2 separate regions of the Homo sapiens genome follow, and region 2 is linked to region 1. A link is an interaction called in ENCODE POLR2A ChIA-PET data of the cell type or tissue named here. Cell type or tissue: endothelial cell of umbilical vein. All regions are shown on one strand. Links, peaks and the distances in the headings refer to the core of each region. The heading gives the core; the rest is flanking DNA.

The links. Peaks named below come from ENCODE experiments on the same cell type or tissue, not always from the same donor. Only the 100,000 strongest peaks of a DNase experiment are listed, where the experiment ranks them.
Region 2: POLR2A ChIA-PET joins it to region 1 with 11 read pairs; 10 of 35 experiments call an interaction of 5 or more read pairs at or near these places.

Annotation. Positions count from the first base shown.
Region 1 is chr14:74,665,939-74,675,655 of GRCh38, reverse strand. It overlaps AREL1 (apoptosis resistant E3 ubiquitin protein ligase 1), which reads left to right. Exons shown (of 20, transcript NM_001039479.2): 9 at 1,545-1,622; 10 at 2,438-2,579; 11 at 2,704-2,825; 12 at 4,173-4,248; 13 at 4,785-4,894; 14 at 5,530-5,709; 15 at 5,882-6,007; 16 at 8,062-8,191; 17 at 8,279-8,337. Among named protein-coding and RNA genes, the nearest start is that of AREL1, 42 kb to the left of the region's middle. In endothelial cell of umbilical vein, for the core only: no CTCF peak of the experiment used is centred there; DNase peaks (open chromatin) are centred at 3,675, 4,625 and 7,735; H3K27ac peaks cover 4,246 bases.
Region 2 is chr14:74,616,853-74,626,569 of GRCh38, reverse strand. No RefSeq gene overlaps it. Among named protein-coding and RNA genes, the nearest start is that of LTBP2, 9.5 kb to the right of the region's middle. RefSeq lists enhancers at 3,512-4,378, 7,842-9,041. In endothelial cell of umbilical vein, for the core only: no CTCF peak of the experiment used is centred there; DNase peaks (open chromatin) are centred at 5,719, 6,669, 7,779 and 8,279; H3K27ac peaks cover 4,676 bases.

The DNA.
Region 1 (9,717 bases), core at 565-8,564:
TGTGTGTAATTGGTATTTGGTAGCAGAAACCACAAAGTAACAGTCTGAGAATCAGGGCAAGATTGTTAACTAGTTGTATAGAAAGCCACTTTCAACTGTTAAAAATTTCTTGCTAGCATAAAAATTACTGTTGGCTTCTTGTGCTGTGTCAAAACAATTTGATCTTTTGTTCTGTGATTCATGAAACCACAGTAAATGGATGTCACTATTAGGCTACAGGATTGGAGTAAAGAAATTTTGGCAGAGGAAAGAAGGTGAATTTCCCAAGCCCCTGAGCTAAGAAGCACTTTGTGTTAGTTTCTTTTTAATATTTGTTTTTCCTTATTCATTCAGTCCTCATAAAAATGAGACTCTGTGAAACATCCCATTGCATCTCTTTAATCTCATAACCAAAACTGAGTTCTAATTCTGTTCTACTTCAGAACACTTTGCTGTGTACCATTCTTCATTTAAAAATCTAGCCTTAATTTGGACTAGGGGTGATGGTAATGAGGGAAATGGGTAAGTGAATAAATGAAACAAGATTGGCTATGAATTGATAATTGTTGAAGCAGCTGATAGTTTCATTATACTTCTTTGTCTTCTTTAGTATGTGTTTGAAATTTTCTTTAAACTTTTTTTTATCAAGAAAACAACTGACCTGCACATTCAGATAAAAGGGATTTTTTAAGATTAAAAAATTTTTGCATTGTCTTTTCCTCTTTTGTATGAACTTTTTTGTGTGAGGACCTTCCCCTATACCACCAACATATTCCACTCCAGCTCACCCCATCTTGCCTCCCTTCCCTGGCAGATCCTTGGCACCATTCAAATAGGTATAAAGCAGTGTGTATGGGTTGCTGGTGTTTGCTATCCAGTAACTTGGAGGAAGTCATTCTGAGCATCATGGGGCTGAGCAGAAGGAGATTTTGATTGTTTCTAGGTGAAATATTCTGTTCTCATAAAGTGAAAACCTGATCCCAGATATTTAGAAAGACTTGAGTATTACAATTATGAAATATCTCTGTGTGAAACTGCATTGTCAGTCATATTTTTTTTATTTATTTTATTTTTTGAGACAGGGTCTCACTTTGTCACCCATGCTGGAGTGCCATGGTCCAATCTCAGCTCACTGCACCCTCTGCCTCCCGGGTTCAAGCGATTCTTGTGCCTCAGCCTCCCGAGTACTTGGGATTACAGGCATGAGCTACCGCACCCAGCTAATTTTTTTGTATTTTTAGTAGAGACTGAGTTTTGCCATGTTGGCCAGGCTGGTCTTGAACTCCTGGCCTCAAGTGATCTGCCTGCCTCGGCCTCCCAAAGTGCTGAGATTATAGATGTGAGCCATCCACACTTGGCCATCAGGGTAATATTTTTAATTTGCCTTTTTAAATAGAGAGTTAATGTATTTATTTGACTTTAGTACTCACTAAATTATTACTTTTGTCCATGGAGAGGAAAGGTTATGAGAAATGTAAATAGGGACTATGATATTTGAATTAGAATACCCAAATAGAGCCTTTTTATTTATCATTCACTTCATTTCCTGTCTGTTGGTCCTCCAGCAATTCTCAGTGAAGGAGTTCTACCTGAAGATCATCCCCTGGCGCCTTTACACCTTCCGAGTGTGTCCAGGAACAAAAGTAAGCTGAACCTTACATCTGGTTCACATCAAGCATGCTTCATCTCTGGACTATCTCAGCCTTTTATTTTTTCTCAGAAGCACTTTTAGTGTTTCTGCAAGATCTCACAGTGTACACAGGATTCGTTGCCAAATAAAGCATCATTATCTCCTCACTAAATGGCATGAAGAATATATAAATTCTGGAAGGACGCATGCCTACAGAAACAGGAATTAGCAGCAACTCAGAATACTTCAACAGTGATCCTTTGCCTTCAAGACTAAGTTAATAGAGAAGATGTTTGTAACTCTGGCCCAAGCTTGGTCTCCCAGTGTGCTGAAGCTAACTCCTTTTAGAAGCACCACTCTCATATATTAAAATACATTGTTTGTTTGTTGTTAACTTTTCTGGGCTTCTGGAATCTAAACTTTTGCCCAAAGGCTAGAATGTGCCATTTTATAAAAATAGTTTTCTTCTGATCAGTTTGGAGTAGTCATTTATTGCTGTTTAATATATCCTTACTATTGCTATTTAATATATCACCGTATTGCCATTTATTGCTATTTAACATATCACCCTTCTTATATTTTATGTTAGAAGGTCTGTAGTTTTGCTGGTGGTCCTAACTAAAGGCAGTCTCTGTGACTAAAATAATTTTAAATGTTGAAATGTAAATCACTGAAGGGAAAAATAATGAAATGTATTTCTGGTAGGTCCTCATTTGGAGAAAACAAGCCTAACTTATTGTTGTTGGTTGGTACACAGGATAGAGCTGTGGAGGACTTTTACTGGCCTTGAGGGTTTTATAGATTAATTTCTTTGTTTTTCTTTACCAGTTTTCATACCTTGGTCCTGACCCTGTCCATAAGCTGCTCACACTGGTGGTGGATGATGGCATTCAACCTCCTGTGGAGCTCAGCTGTAAGGAGAGGAACATTCTAGCAGCCACTTTTATCCGCTCCCTGCATAAGAACATAGGTGAGGTTACACAGGGATTCTATAGGGAAGGTAGTGAGCCCAGCCACATCCATGAGGGTGGAGAGGCAGGACTACACAGATGGCTTGTAATGAGGCTGTAATGATGGATCTTGCTGTTCCCCAGGAGGCTCTGAGACCTTTCAGGACAAGGTGAACTTTTTCCAGCGAGAGCTTCGGCAGGTACATATGAAAAGACCACATTCCAAAGTCACCCTGAAGGTCAGCAGACATGCCTTGTTGGAATCGGTAGGTAAAATTTCATCTCTGTCAGCAGATACCAAAGTTTTCCAATTGAATGTCTATATTCTGCAGGTTACTGTTTTTGTTTTTGTTTTTGTTTGGGAGATAGGGTCTCACTCTATTGCCCAGGCTGGGGTGCAGAGGTGCGATCATGGCTCACTGCAGCCTCGATCTTCCCGGGCTGTGATCCTCCCAACTCAGCCTCCCAAATAGCTGGGACTATAGGTATGTGTCACCATGCCTGGCTAATTTTTGTATTTTTTGTAAAGATGGGATTTTGCCATATTGCTCCGGCTGGTCTCGAACTCCTGGACTCAAGTGATACACCCGCCTCAGCCTCCCAAAGTGTTGGGATTACAGGCATGAGCTACCATGCCTGATCTGGTTATCTTTTTCATGAAACTTAAATTTCTCTGTTTAAGTAAAGATATAGATATACTTATAAAAGACAGATATACTTATAAAAGACAGATATACTAAATTTCTGAAACCTAAATTTCTCTCTTTACATATGTCTGTTCTTCTATTTGATTCTACTAAATTTGGGGCAGTTTTGTTGGAGGTATGTTATCGAGGGAAGAGCAGTTTACTTACTGGCCTTCAAATCTACTGAATGGGTCCCTTGGAACTCCCATGTAGGGCAGGTGTAAATAGTGATTACAGAAGAAACTTCTTGTTATTGAATCCCTGGAATAGAGCGCTTGTTGAATTAAAAGGAAATGATTTTTGTTGTCACTTTGGTCTGATGGAAAAGGAACACCTGATGTGTGTCTGTCTCCACTGCACAGACACTGGCATAGTTCTTACATTCCCCAGGAATGAGAAGGCTTGGTTCCTGTCCAGAAAGTGTTTGTGATGTTTGGCTCTGGTAGGTGTGACTGGAAACCCGTTTTCTCAGCCATATTCTCCGTGTGGCATGGCTCGCTGTCTGAACCTAGCCTTGTGGATAAATATGTCTAGTGGATAGATCATACTTTGCTGAAAACCAGGATTCCTTGGTTCTTTTGCCTACAGCTTACTGACTTGAGTCATTTTTTACTTCTTTATGCAAGAATGTTTTCATTGCTAAAACAAGGATTGTTTAAAACAAAAGGAAAAGAAAAAAACAACTTCAGCTTTCCAACAAAGTGATGATGTAAAGGCAAATCAGATTATTTTTTAAAACTTTAAATTTGAAGTTATGTGCATTTTAAATGTCAGGTGGTATCATTAAAGCTTGTTTATGAGTAACATATCTCCTTCAGGCAGTCGTAGTTAGTCCAGCAGACAATGGCAGTGCTCTTGTGTTGTCTTTAACATCCAGAGGACACCAGCCAGTGTTCTGACAATTCCCTTCCTTTCACTTCTTTTCAGTCTCTGAAAGCCACTCGGAATTTCTCCATCTCAGATTGGAGCAAGAACTTTGAGGTTGTTTTCCAGGATGAAGAAGGTCAGTTTTGAAATTTTATATTCATCTTTTTGAACTCTCCTCCCCACTCGCACCTTCTCCACAAAAAAAAAAAAAAAAAAAAAAAAGCAACTCTTACCTCCTACTCACTCCCTAAAAAAAAAAACCTAGGTTTTTTTTTCCCCAAGGAAAAGGGAACCATGAGTCAAGAAAAAAAGGGTAGTATTTACTGGCCAGGATGGCATTGAGGAGCTTGTGGTACACAGACATACAGGGACTTGGAGAGAGAGTTCTAAGTGTTTGAACCGTGGTTACCTTGAGAGAAATGTCCATTTCCTGGGATCTCCGACCTCTGGTGTTTCCATACTAGGGGGCTTTTCCTTAGTGATCAGAATACCATTAATCCTACAAAAAGGGGTGGGATTTCTAAAGGACCACAGTTTAGATGAGTCGCAACGGAGAAACACCAGAGTAGTACAATAGAGGGAATGTGGAGAGTATAAAATGATGACTCAATAAACAAAAGTGGTAAGAGGAGGGAGGGCAGAGTCATTTTTTATTTTCATTATGCTTTTCAGCTCTGGACTGGGGAGGGCCTCGCCGGGAATGGTTTGAGCTAATCTGCAAAGCACTATTTGATACCACCAATCAGCTCTTCACCCGGTTCAGTGACAACAACCAAGCATTAGTGAGTTGGTGACGGGTGGGTGGAAAATGTGGATTATGTTATCATGGGTAGACTAACAAGGATTCAAAATTATGAAACTGATCTGGGAACCTGACAACCTGTGTCCTATTCTTAATTTTACTGCTTAAAATATAAGCTAATCAGATTGTCTTTCTCCTCTTTGCCTTTATTATTTCATCTGTAAAATAAGCAAAAATGCAGGCAGCTGAATATTTGACTAAAAACATTATAGTATAATGTCTACTCTACTAATTATTATAATAATTAAGCCTCTTTCTCAAAACATACCTGAAGCAAATGATTCCTGTACTAGATCTTTGTCTAGACAAAGGTGTCAGGAGTAGAGAAGTACACTTTGGCTGAAAGAAGTTCTGGTTTAGGGAAAAGGCATCACATCATCTGCTGATTAACCACAAACTTAATATAAGATTCTTAATTATGTCCACCTTTGCCCTTTATCTTCTAGTCACTTTGAATTACTCAGTGGTGGCTACCAAAAAACTAACATTTGGATGGGCTCTGATCCTCACAGTGACATCTTGTTCCTTTGGCATGGGGTTGGGGAAGGAAGGGTCCTTCCAGAACTGGGCTTGAAGAAAAATGGCCCAGGGCCTTTCAGTCTCTTTCTTGGACAGGTGCATCCCAACCCTAATCGCCCCGCTCATCTGCGCCTGAAAATGTATGAGTTTGCGGGACGGCTCGTGGGCAAGTGTCTCTATGAGTCCTCTCTAGGAGGAGCCTACAAGCAGTTGGTCCGAGCTCGCTTCACCCGCTCTTTCCTGGCCCAAATCATAGGACTGCGTATGCATTACAAGGTAACATCTTGGGTGTGCATTTCCTACTAAGGCCCCTGGCCATTAACCCTGAAATCTCTCCTCCTGGGCTTGTAAATAATTTTTAAGGTTGAAGGGATAAGTGGTTCTAAGCAGTTACACCTTTCAGGGCAAGAGTATTCATGTTCTGTTCTGTGTCTTTCTGCCTCCTCAGTACTTTGAAACAGATGACCCAGAATTCTACAAATCTAAAGTTTGTTTTATCCTCAACAATGACATGAGTGAGATGGAGCTGGTCTTTGCAGAAGAGAAATATAATAAATCAGGTCAATTGGATAAGGTGAGAAAGAGGACAAAGCCTCTGGGTCCTATGTTCTCCAGTTTCCTGTAGAGCAGGACTGTCTAAGAGAACTTTCTGCAGTGGTGGAAATGTTCCATATTTGTGTTGTCTATTAAACACCCAAAATGTGGGTGACATAATAAGTGAACTTCTCATTTTAGTTAATGTATACTTACATAACTACACTTGGCTAGCAGCTGCTGTATTGGACAGCACAGCTTTAGGACATTGCATCCTATGCTTTATGATCTCAGCCCATTTGAGTGAAGCAAAAGACACATATCTCCATCTATCCCACCGAGTCCTGCTTCCAGTTGAAAAATAACTGAATGATGGTGAAGTGTCACTGTACAAGCAGATTTGGAAGAGATGGCAGTGTCTGTGTCAACATTTGCAGTAGTGATGTAGGTGATTCCTATTTTAACACAATGCCTGGGTATTTTTAAACTTTTTGGCTGGGCGCAGTGGCTCATGGCCTGTAATTGCAACACTTTGGGAGGCTGAGGCAGGAGGATGGCTTGAGACCAGGAGTTCAAGACCAGCCTGGGCAACTTTGGCAAGACCCTGTCTTTTAGATTTTAAAAATCTAGCTGGGTATGGTGGCGTGTGCCTGTGGTCCTAGCTACTGGGGTAGTGTGGGAGGAAGTGGGCGCTGAAGCTGGAACATCGCTTGAGCCCAGGAGGTTAAGGCTGCAGTAAGCTGTGATTGCACCACTGCACTCCAGCCTGGGTGACACAGCAAAACCCTATCTCAAAATAATAAAACCAAAACTTTTTATTAGAAAATGATGGCCCAGAGATATTTCCGATGCATGTGCTTCTATTTACATTGTGGTGTTAAACAGCATCAAATGATAATGATGACGCTAAAGTTGCAGTAAATTTAAAGTTAAAAGCAGAATAGGAATGATTGAAAAATTGTGACCATTGGTACCACTATACTGATAATCAGATATCCTTTCTGGAAATTATGGGATTCCCAGCTGTCTGCCTTTGTACACATGGGATTAGACCCAACTTCCTGAGCTGGCATGGTAAGGCAGCTAGAGTCAATAGGACACTGAATTAGGGTCCTCAGACCCAGGGTAGTGCTCATTTTAATTGTGTTTAATATGAATACTAAATCTTAATAATTTATTTCTCAGTCTCCTAGATAGAAATGCTTACATTAAAAAAAAAATCCAGGATTGTGCATACCAACAGAAAAAATGTTTTACATTTTTAGATCCATTGAGAATCCCTGCTGTGGAGTAGCATGCTATTGCTACCATGCTGTTGTCTTAAAATCTGATCTTGTAACTTCATTCACCTGTGGAGACAACCTTGGTCACTCTACACAAATATTCCTGGATGATGGTTTTAAGCTGTGCTTCAGGGCTCCTTCAAAGTTCCCTTAGGAGTTTATTGGGGGATACCAATTCTGTTTGAGAGTCATACAGTTTGTTCACCTTTTTCTTTGCAGAGAGGAAAGTTCAGGCCAAATAATTTCCCCTAAGGTCTGGAGGGGCAATTAACCAAAGGTCTGTAGCAAGCTAGCATCAGGGCTGAGATTAGAATCCAGGATCTTCAAGTATCAAACTGTGGCTTGTTCTGTTGACTCACATTAGAGATAAAAGAATGTGTGGGAACAATTGTTCCCATCTTGGAATTTCTGAGACATAAAAAGACTTCCTTACTGCTTATCTGATTTTACTCTTAGTTGCTTAGAGAAGAGGTCAATAGTGGTTTCATTTTGGATCATAGATTAAAACATTGCTAGCGAGGAGCCATAGTATCTTCCTATTGCATCACTACTACTTGACTGAGTCAGAGAAGACCTTACCCAGGCACCCATTTCAGAAATAATAGCTAGTATACAGCAATAGTGGTAGGAACCCTGAAGCTTAGGAACTAAATTAAACCAAGTGTGTTGAAAAGCTGAATGCACAGCAGAAACTTGTGACTGACAGTGATGGAGGTCAGTAATCTGTGTCTATAAAACATCCAGGCAGATGTCATCTCATAAATTTCCATCCACAGCCTCTCCCTTGTCTGTCTTTTGCTGCCTGTTACAGGTTGTAGAACTCATGACAGGTGGAGCTCAAACTCCAGTCACCAATGCGAATAAAATCTTCTATTTAAATTTGCTGGCCCAATATCGGCTGGCCAGTCAAGTGAAAGAGGAGGTGGAACATTTCCTAAAAGGTGGGATCCTGTCTGTTCTTGGCCTTGAAGTTAAAATACCTGTATCCATGGTGTGGGTATGACTTTAACTTGCCTACTTTGTTTCAGGCCTGAATGAATTGGTCCCTGAGAACCTTTTGGCTATTTTTGATGAGAATGAGCTTGAGGTAAGTGATTGCAATTCAGACTCCCATTCTTAACTTGGCATTTTTGTAGCTTACAGGAACCAGCTTGGTGTACCTTCTCTTATGAGATGCAGCTGGAAAGCCATTTATGCAAGAGGTGGTTTCACTTTTGTCGCTCCTCCATTCATTGACCCTTCAGCCTTTAAAAAATTAGAATGTGAAAATTAGTAGCAAAGAGTGCAGAGATATTAGCTTAAGGGATAAATAAATGAAAGTAGCAAGTAGCTCATTATTTATGAAGAGTAATAATTAATACTCATTTATTCATCAAGTATCACTGAGGCCGGGCATGGTGGCTCACTTCTGTAATCCCAGCACTTTGGGAAGTTGAGGTGGGTGGATCACCTGAGGTCAGGAGTTCGAGACCAGCCTGGCCAACATGGTGAAACCCCGTCTCTACTGAAAATACAAAAATTAGCTGGGTGTGGTGATGCACGCTTGTAATCCCAGCTACTTGGGAAGCTGAGGCATGAGAATTACTTGAACCCCGGAGGCGGAAGTTGCAGTGATCCGAGATCGCACCACTGCATTCCAGCCTGGGCAACAGAGTAAGACTCTGTCTCAAAAAAAAAAAAAAAAAAATCAATGAGTAGTAAAGAATGTTAATATCATGTACCGTCTATAAAATCCTATGACATTTAAGGGAGTAATAGAATTTATTTTTTCAGGTATATATTGAGTGCCTCCTGAGGCACTGCAGAGAGAGTAACGAATAAGACAAAGTTCCAGCCCTCATGGGCTACATTCTAATGAAGTGAAGGAAACAAACCAAAAGATGAGATCATATTTCAAAAGCATTAGACCAAAACAGTATATAGTATATATTTTTATTTATATAGTAAATTCATTCTTATTTCAGATCCTGTAACAACTAAAAAATGGCTCTAAGATGGTAAATACCATTCTATGCAGAACTGAAGTCCGTATCAGGTGTGGGCAAAGAATAACATCAATTTGTTGTGGCCTGTTGCTCACAGATGAGACATCAGTACAAAATGGTGCAGTGCAAGTTACTAGTTATAAATTCCCGTAGTTTCTATGAGGAGTGTCTTTCTGCAAACGTTTCTTTAGGGAGGAAGGTTTTCTTTTAAAATGGGGGAAAAAGTAATTTTAGGTGGTCTTGCCCAATTCTTATTTCTATTAACTGAAGTAGATTTGAGAACAAGAATCAAAATCTTCTGTAATTTTCATGTTTTATATCTTCAGATGTGAAATCCAAACAAAATGAACTCTCCACAGCTCAGCCTAAAGTTTCTGATAAACCTGTTACCTAGCACTGTTATTTTTTGGGCTGAGGAATAACTACTGGTAAATTTTGTTACATTTTGAAGCAAAGCATTTGTAACAATTTGTAGAAGTAAG
Region 2 (9,717 bases), core at 785-8,784, 49 kb after region 1:
CCACGCCTGGCCTGAAACTCTTAACTCTTATAAAAAAAATTATAGAGGCATATATTGTATATCATATAATCTACCATTTTCAAGTGCATAATTCAATTTTTAGTAAACTTACCAAGTTTTACAACCATCACTGTAAATCAATATTGGAACATTTTATCATCCCAATAAGATGTGATGCCCATTTACTGTTAACCCTCGCCCTTAAATATACTTTTTGTCTCTCTCTGTGACAGAGTCTCTCTGTGTTACTTAGGCTGGATTTGAACTCCTGGGCTCAAATGATACTCTTGCCTCAGCCTCCTGAATAGCTGAGACTACAGGTGTGCACCACACCCAGCTAATTTTTAATTTTTTTTGTAGAGATAGGTTCTTACCAGACCATTTTGTAGAGACAGAGTCTTGCTATGTTGCCCAGGCTGGTCTTGAACTCCGGGCCTCAAGTGATCCTCCCCGCTCGGCCTCCCAAAGTGCTGGTATTACAGACATGAGCCACCGCACCTGGCTTCTGAGCCCTGGATTCTATCCAAGATGGCACTAGACCTTTAAGGAAGTTGTATTGTTAGTTTATTTTGAACCAGTAGCTACCTAGGCTCTCCCTATTCACTGCTGAATAGTTTGCACCACTGTCTCCCCAAATTTGGGTCATTTCACATGAGCTGGTATCAAAACAAGTATCTCTTTTTTTTTCTCTTTTTTGAGATGGAGTCTCTCTCTGTCACCCAGGCTGGAGTACAATGGCGTGATCCTGGCTCACTGCAACCTCCGCCTCCCGGGTTCAAGCATTTCTCCCGCCTCAGCCTCCCAAGTAGCTGGGAGTCCTGAACTCCTGACCTCATGTGATCCACCCACCTCGGCCTCCCAAAGTGCTGGGATTACAGGCTTGAGCCACCACGCCCGGCCCAAAGCAAGTATCTCTTATCCTTAAGTTAATTATTAATTTATCTGGACCAAGATGTAAGACTTTTTTACTTATCTCTATTAAATTTCTAGATAAGATCAGTTTATATTTTGCTTCTATCATCCAGTTTTATCATTTATTCTTCTAGTTCTATGTCATGTGAAAATTTGATAAAAATTATTTTTCTTTTCTTTTTCTTTTTTTTTTTGAGATGGAGTTTTGCTCTTCTTGCCCAGGCTGGAGTGCAATGGTGTGATCTCGGCTCACCGCAACCTCCACCTCCCGGGTTCAAGCAATTCTCCTGACTCAGCCTCCCGAGTAGCCGGGATTACAGGCAAGCATTACCACACCTGGCTAATTTTTTTGTATTTTTAGTAGAGACAGGGTTTCTCCATGCTGGTCAGGCTGGTCTGGAACTCCCAACCTCAGGTGATCCACCTGCCTCAGCCTCCCAAAGTGCTGGGATTACAGGCGTGGGCCACTGCGCCCGGCCTAAAAATTATTTTTCTGATCTCAAAATTGTGAGAAGTTTTGTGTAGGTTACATCCCTGTCTCATGCATGTTTATAGGTCTCAATGACCTCCATTCATTCATCAATGTGGGGAATGGTTGTTTAAACATCTACACATATGCCTAATTGCATTACCATGAGCTCCACATTTTCTCAGCCTATCCACATTGAATATCATTTCCATTTCATTTGAATATCATTAAAAATAGGACAACATTTCTCTGGTCAGGAACCCTATTGAAAAAGGAACTGGGGCTGGGTTCTGTGGCTCACATTTGTAATCCTAGCACTTTGGGAGGCCAAGGCGGGAGGACTGCTTGAGACCTGGAGTTTGAGACCAGCCCTGGGTAACATGGCAAGACCCTGTCTCTACAAAAAATACAAAAATTAGCCGAGCGTGCTGGCGCGCACCTGTAGTCCCAGCTGCTTGGGAGGCTGAGGTGGGAGGATCGCTTGAGCCTGGGAGGCAGAGGTTGCAATGAACCAAGATTGGGCCACATCACTCTAGTAGAGTGAGACTCTGTCTTAAAAAAAAAAAAAGAAACGGGGTTGAATGGGGTGTGGTTTAGTTTGTGTGAACCTGGCTCTGGTAATCACAGCTTTGCCTTCTCTTCCTCAGCCTTTTCACCTTCTCCTGGCTGAGACATGCCCAGCCTTCCAGCCCCAGCTCAGACAGCATCTTCTCTAGGACCTTCCCTGACCATCCTATGCTCCCAGGCTGGATTAGGTACCCTGTCCTTGTATTCACATTGTACCCTGATCTTATCTCACTCACAGCACTTACCATGATATGTACTGTCTGCCTTTCCTACTATACTGGCAGCTGCTTGAGGGTAGGGACCGTCCTTAGCCTTATTCTTCTTGGCAACTCTGATGCCTGACAAAGGGATACTCAAGAAATAATGGCTGAAATGCACCAGGCACTCCTCAGGTATCTGTTTGATGTCAAGCACATAAGGCTTCTCTATCTATGAAGCAAAGCTATGAGGGAGGCCGAAGAGCAGGTGGGCTTGGAGATGTATATTGTGACACCCGGCATGATATAACTTCAACTTGAGCTTATGGGATCAGAGAAGAACCTGAGGCCCAGCAAGAATGAGTGACTGGGGACAAGAGCCTGACTGAGGCTGAGTCCCCAGAGGAACCCGGGGGGTCCAAAGGGAGTAGGAAATTCAGAGAGGGTTTAGAAAAGTGGAGGTAGCTGGGGCAAGGAAGAGACACAGTCTGGCTAGTGGGTCATGGCGGCAGGAGCCCAGGGGCCAGGCCAGAGCTGTTGCACTGGCAGCTCCTCACTTTCTAGAAAAGAGAAGCCATGGGGGGATGCAGTGCTGGGAAGCAGGACTGGGCATTGTTTTAAGCATGGCAAATACCTGTCTGGCATCTGTACGACTTTATGTTTAGATGTTTATTTTGGGGTGGCTTTAGTGAGGGTTGATGAGAATAAGATCATGCTGCTTCCTCCTCACCCAAGTGACCTCCCTGTTAACCAGAAGACATCAGTTTCAGAATTCCAGGTAGTTGTCTGCCCACTCTGGGGCCAGCTGGTGGCTTGGATGTGGGAAAAAGATTCTTTTTTCCTTTTCTTTTCTTTTTTTTTTTTTTTTTTGAGACTGAGTTTTGCTCTTGTTTTTACCAGGCTGGAGTGCAATGGTGTGATCTCAGCTCACTGCAACCTCCGCCTCCCGGATTCTAGTGATTCTCCTGCCTCAGCCTCCTGAGTAGCTGGGATTACAGGTGCGTGCCACCATGCCCAGCTAATTTTTTTGTATTTTTAGTAGAGACGGGGTTTTGCCATGTTGGCCAGGCTGGTCTTAAACTTCTGACCTCAGGTGATCCACCCGCCTTGGCCTCCCAAAGTCCTGGGATTACAGGCGTGAGCCACCGTGCCTGGCCAGATTCCTTTTTCTGAGCGAAGGAGCTCGTTAGAGCTAAGCTCCACATGCATTAGCCCCAGCCTTCCCCTCCAGCCTCCTCCCTTTCCATAACCTTCTTTCTATGGAAACTTCAGCCATACAAGCTTCTTGCAATCCTTCCAGTCACTCAGGATTTGCACGTTCACTGCCTTTGCCTTGGCATGCCCCACCCTTCCCCATATGCTAAACTGCTTCTTAGACTTTAAGATTTAAGTCAGAGGCTGGGCACAGTGACTCACATTTATATTCCCAGCACTTTGGGAGGCCGAGGCGGGTGGATCACTTGAGCTCAGGAGTTCGAGACAAGCCTGGGTAACATGGTGAAACCCCGTCTCTATAAAAAAGACAAAAAGTAGCCAGGCATGGTGGTGTGTGCCTGTGGTTCCAGCTACTTGGGAGGTTGAGGTGGGAGGATCACTTGAGCCCAGGAGGCAGAGGTTGCAGTGAGCTGAGATTGCACCACTGCACTCCAGCCTGGGTGAAAGTAAGACCCTGTCTCCAGTAAAAAAAAAAAACAAAAAACATTTAAGTCAGAAACCAGGCGTGGTGGCTCACACCTGTAATCCTAGCATTTTGGGAGGCCGAGGAGGATGGATTACTTGAGCTCGGGAGTTTGGAACCAGCCCAGGGAACATGGTGAAACCCTGTCTCTACGAAAAATACAAAAATTAGCCGAGTGTGCTGGTGCATGCCAGTAGTCCCAGCTGCTTGGGAGGCTGAGGTGGGAGGATCTCTTGAGCCTTGGTTTGAGGCTGCAGTGAACTGTGATTGTGCCACTGCACTCCAGCCTGGATGACACAGCAAAACCCTGTCTCAAAAAAGATTTAAGTCAGAGTCATGACTTTCTGAGAAATGTTCTCCAACCAAGCCCCTCCTCGCACAATTAGCAGTTTTTCAGTAAGTCCAAAAGGCTGTGTCAATTCCCCTATGGAAGCACTTAACATCACAAAGGGAGTGAAGTTGTCCCCGTGCCTAGCACAGTGCCTGACACATATTAGGTGCTCAAAAAATGTCTGTGGAATGGGAGGGCATCATGATCCCAGCCAAACAGGCTGAATTTTAGAAATGGGTGCTTGGAAGCATCTCAGGCAGTGAAAGGAATTCCAGGCTTCACAAAATAGTGTGCCTGAGGATACCAATACACAACCTGAGACGGAGATTGCGGGTGGGAGGTCTCAGCAGCCAGGCAGGGGTGGATAGTGTGTGTGTGAGTTGCGGGGGGCACTCCATGGAGCAGTGGCTTTATCAGAAATGGGGACTGTTTCCCTTCAACCATCATGGACCCTTCCCTGTTTCTTCTTGTCAGCCAGAGGAGGGAAGCTGCTGACAGCTCATCTCCAATACGCCCTCCGGGACCCTCGAGCCACCCCTCTCCACCAGCAGCTTTGCCACTTACACTCACCATCAGAGATGTTCCCAAGCCCCGAGGCCCTGCCCTGACATGCATAGTGACTCTTGGCTTCCCTGGCCCAGACGGCCAGATAGCTCCCAGCTTCTTGCAGCAGCTGAAAGAGTTGAAAGGCCTGGGAGTCAGGAGGCCCTGGTTCAAGTGCTGGCCAATAACCAGTCACATGACCTTGGGCCAGCATCTCTCCCTCTTTGGGCCTCAGTTTGCCCTGCCATAAATTGAAGAAATGGGATGGCCTATCTCGGGGAGTCCCCTCCACATGCACATTCTGTGGACCCTGCAGTTCCTTGGATCCACATGCTCTCCTTATCTGTCTGCTGCTCAAATCAAAATCTTAGTGTTGACAGGGAATTTGTAAAAATCTTCTTTTTGTAGATGAGGAATCTGAGGCCCAGGGAGGGGAAGGGGTGTGATCAGAAAGATGTACTAAGGGCAGACACAGAATTCCAACTGGAGTCTGCTCCCAGACATGATCTGACTTTGGTTTTAATGACTGCTTGGAATGGAAGAATTCTTTGCACCAAAGCCGCCCATGTGCCTAGCATAGGTTCACATAGGGTATGGCTGGTGCCTCTTCAGCCTTCTGTAGGCAATCAGTTCAGGGTCCATCCTTTTGATCCTGTAGTAGAAGCCAACCAACCTAGACCAAGCCCTGGTGGGGAGACCTGAGCTCTAGCCTTCTCTGTGTAACTGACTAGCTGTGTGACCCTGGGCAAGTCACTCCACCTCTCTGGCTTTATTGCGGTGTGGTTATACGAGCTCCATTGGGCTGTAAGCTCTAGGGAACATGGACTTGTCTGTTTTAATCCCAGGGGGTTGGCTTTCAAAGTAAAGTTTCTTAGTTGAAATTTCAGAGAGAATCTCATTTGTTCAGCAACCAATGATGTCTGTATTTAAGTCAGCCCACAGAAATCTTAGGTCACTGACTGGCCAGTGAAAGGGCTGCCTGTGGCTCAGGTGCTTATCTTTGGTTCAATCCACTGTGGCCTGGAGTGTTATGTCACTGATAAGTACAGTTGCTTTTTCTAGGCATTGTTTAGAAAGGTATCTATTGGATCTCTATTGTCTTGGTGAGGAAACTGGCTCAATGAGTCACTTAGCCCAGGGCACATAACTGGTAAATGATGGTGCTGAGGTTAGAACCACAAAGCCCCTTGTTCTTCCTACTACTCCAGGACCCATAGCTGTGGACTAGTCATGCAGAGCAGAGTGCAGTACGTTGAGGGCTACAGGGATTTGGTGGAAGCAGCAAACTTTCCAGATGGAGGGAGGTGCCCAGGAAGTCTTCATGGAAGAGGCGGCCTTTAAAATGGGAGTTTAAACAAACAGGCAGGGGTGGTGAAGAACATTCCAGATCAAGGAAATAATGTCAGCCAAGGTGTTTGGGTGAGGGGATGGGGGAGAGGAAACTGGGTGGGATTCTGAGAGGGTGAGACTGTGCGGAGTGTCAGCATACATGGCTGGGAGGGTTATGAAACAAGCTTGTGTGTCAAACCCAGTAAGAAGTTTGGGATTGATTTGTGAAGTAGTGGGGATCCATTGAAGGTTGTTGAGCAGGTGAGTGACTTAATCAGAAATGGGCTGCCAGAAAATGTATGGTTAGTTCCCTATAAGTCTGTTCCTCCTGGGAGGCACAGGCTGTTTCACCTTTGCTGTTGTCTTCAGTCAGAAATGGGGAGGAACGGAACAGAGCTGAGGAGATGCCGCTGGCACCACCACTGTTAGGCGGAGGACCAGAGGGGGAGTAAGAAGACAGTGGGCAGGGCCAGGCCTTCATGGCAGGTCATGGGGGGTGAAGAGGAGGAGGAGCAGCTGGAGACGACTTTCCTTCCTCTCTTGGCCATCAGCCTCCTCTGGCCTGAGGTCTGGTCTGGTGAGGCAGAGTACAGAGCATGCCTGTGCTGTCTGTGTGAGTTCCTGAGGAGTGAGATCTTTAATTTTTGTCTGCTGAGCCCTGATGGGCGAGAGGCCAGCCTGTGTTACAACCTCTTGGGGGCCCCTGGGCCAAGGCACTCAGACCACAGTGGACGGAAACAAGGAATGAGTCATTCAGACTAGGACTAGCCGGGGCCCACTGGGATCTGCTGCACCTCGCCTGCCCCCTCAGCCTGGTGTCTGTGCCCTTTCCTGGGGATTTGCCAGGTCTGGGTCTGTTCCTGAGGGACTGGGGCCCTAGAGAGGGTATTGGGGGCACCAGGGCAAACATCATTGAGCCCCCACTCTCCATGGATGATCCAGGGAAAATGGACTCAGGGGATGATGGCAGAAGGCATCCTCTTCCTCTCTTTGTCTTGACAATGGAGAGTGAGAGGGAGCTGGCTTGCAGGCCTCCCTGGGGAGAGCTTGTTTTAGGAAAGACCCTACTGTAGACCTTCCTCTCTGCCCCTGCATCCCTCATCCCTCAGGGTGTGAGGAGTGTTACTATGACCCAGCTCAAAGCCAAGGTGGGCACAGGCTGGAAGATGCCAGCGACAGCCAAGGGAAGCTGCTTCTTGTCCTTTTTTGTCCTCAAATTCCTGCACAGCCATTCTAGAAGCCTAGATAGGCCTGCACAATCCCCCAGCCCACAGGGTTTTCTTCCTGGGGATTTTGAAAGAATAATCCAGGTACATGAGCTCTCCCCATCTGGGTAACTCTCTCCACCTCCAGCAGAGCATATGAAGTCCCCTTGGTCTCACTGGGAGGAATTACAGGGAGGAGGTCTTCCAGCTGCTCACACTGTTGTCCTGCTCAGGTCTTCAGAGACTGTGCTTGAGGAGAAGTTATGCTTCAGGCTCCCCCGGGGGTTTAGAAGATTCCTCCACCCCTCCACCCCCAGCCAGGGACTGAAGGAATTTATGCAGGTAAATAGGAAATGACATCTCAGCTTATAGTGAATGGCACGGAGCTTTCAGATCAGCCCACCCATGCACCAGAGACTGGAAATGAAGGGAAGCGAAGTGAACTAAGTGATTTGAAAGAGCTGCCCATTTCCCATCATTGCAGGACACCCTGGTGTGAGTGCAGTGTGCTGCAGGGAAAACAGCATGGACTTTGGAGTTGTTCAGACTTTTTAGTTGAATCCTGGCTCAACTCCCAGCTGTGTGGCCTTGAGCAAGCGACTACCCCTCTGGGCTTGTGAAATGGGAATGGCAACACCTCTACCACACAGAGCTAAATAGACATTGTATGTATGTCATTTCTCTTTCCCAAAGAGAAAAGCTACGAGTTGAGATGAGCTCTATTCAGCAACTGCAGACTACTTGATGGAGGTGGGGTGAGTGTGGCTGTGACTTCCTTCCTTCTTCTCTGTGGGTGCGAATCAGATTCACCGCCCTGACTCAGAGCGGACCCCTAGCTGGTAAACAGGCCTGAGGAGAATGGGGGATGCTTGGTGGGGGCTGACCTGTGACCACAGTCCCATGCAGCCATTAGCACCCCCACCACACCACAAACAGCTGTGCATGCTTCCAGCTCTGAGAAAAATGCAGCTGTCGGTGGTCTCCCTTCCCCTGGAAGCTGGCATTGGTTTAGCATCTGGGACCAGACAAACCAGGAGTGAATCCCAGCGCAGCCACCTACTGGCTTGTGACTGTGGATGAGTCATTTACTTCCCCGAGCCTTCATTTCCTCATCTGCTATGTGGGGAAATAATAGCACTTCCTTCATCAATAGCGCTTCTCATTAAACAAGGAAGTGACTATAAGATGACTTGGCACAGTGCCTGGTACCTTCTGAGTGCTCAAGAAATACCAAGGCTGGATGTGGTGGCTCACACCTATAATCCCAACACTTTAGGAGGCCGAGACGGGAGGATCACTTGAGTCCAGGGGTTCAAGACCAGCCTGGGCAAAATGGCAAAACCCCGTCTCTACAAAAAATACAAATTAGCCAGGCTTGGTGGCGTGCACCTACAGTCCCAGCTACTTGGGGGGCTGAAGCTGGAGGATTGCTTGAACCCAGGAGGTGGATGCTGCAGTGAGCCGAGATTGTGCCACTGCACTCCAGCCTGGGTGACAGAGTGAGACCCTGTCTCAAACAAACAAACAAACAATAAATGAAATATCAGTTGGTAAATGGAGGAGTAGTAATTGACACCTGCCCCTAGCCCCATGACAGGGTAAACAGGGCTGGCTAGCTAGTTTGTCCTGAAGAGAAAAATGGCAAAAAGAACATCATTATCTCAACTTTCAGATAAGAAAGTAGAAGCCAAATGAAGCTCAGAACTGTGCTGCATTCACAGAAGACGGAAATGAGCTCAGAACTGTGCTCCGCTCACAGAAGACGTAAATGTTCACCACATGTTTGTGGGAGGGCCCTTTCCAGCACACTCTGAAATACAGGCCAGCTCACCTTACCTTTGCAGGAACATCCATACCATGGCTATCACCACCAGCCAGCATGTCATACCCACTTGGAGGAGACAGGCACCGGCAGACCAGGGCAGGGTGGTTGTGAATTCTTGAGGGGACGCCAGGTCATGGCACCTAAGGTGGAATGGTTCTGGCAGCCTTTGCGGGCCTTAACAACCTCACACAGGAGGGAGTCGGCACCTCTCTGTACGGCCTGCACCTTCCAAACTGGAGGCTGAGGCTGCGCAGTGCTGGGGTCCCAGCTGCCCAGTGTCTGGAGCAGAACATCCAAGCCCATGAGCGGCTCCCGTCTGGAAGGCTGGGGGCCCAGTCAAACTTTCCTTCAGCGATTCTGCCCTCTGATTAACCAGGAAATGTGTTATTTGTTCTGAGCAGGGGAACAAGCTCTCCTGGGGAGAGGAATTCAGGGCTGGAGGTCCAGTTACTTCCAAGCAAGAAAAATCCCTGGAATTCTTTCAGGAGTCTGGGTCTCAGCAAAGGGGGCCGAAATGTGGCCCTTGTTTTTGGTCCTTATTTACCAAATTAGCTCAGGTTCTGGTAGACCTCTGGCTGCCAACATTATTCCAGTGAGACATGGAAAAGCAGTGAGTTTGCCCTGGGAGTCCAGGAGACTGCTGTCCCTTGCATGGGGCATG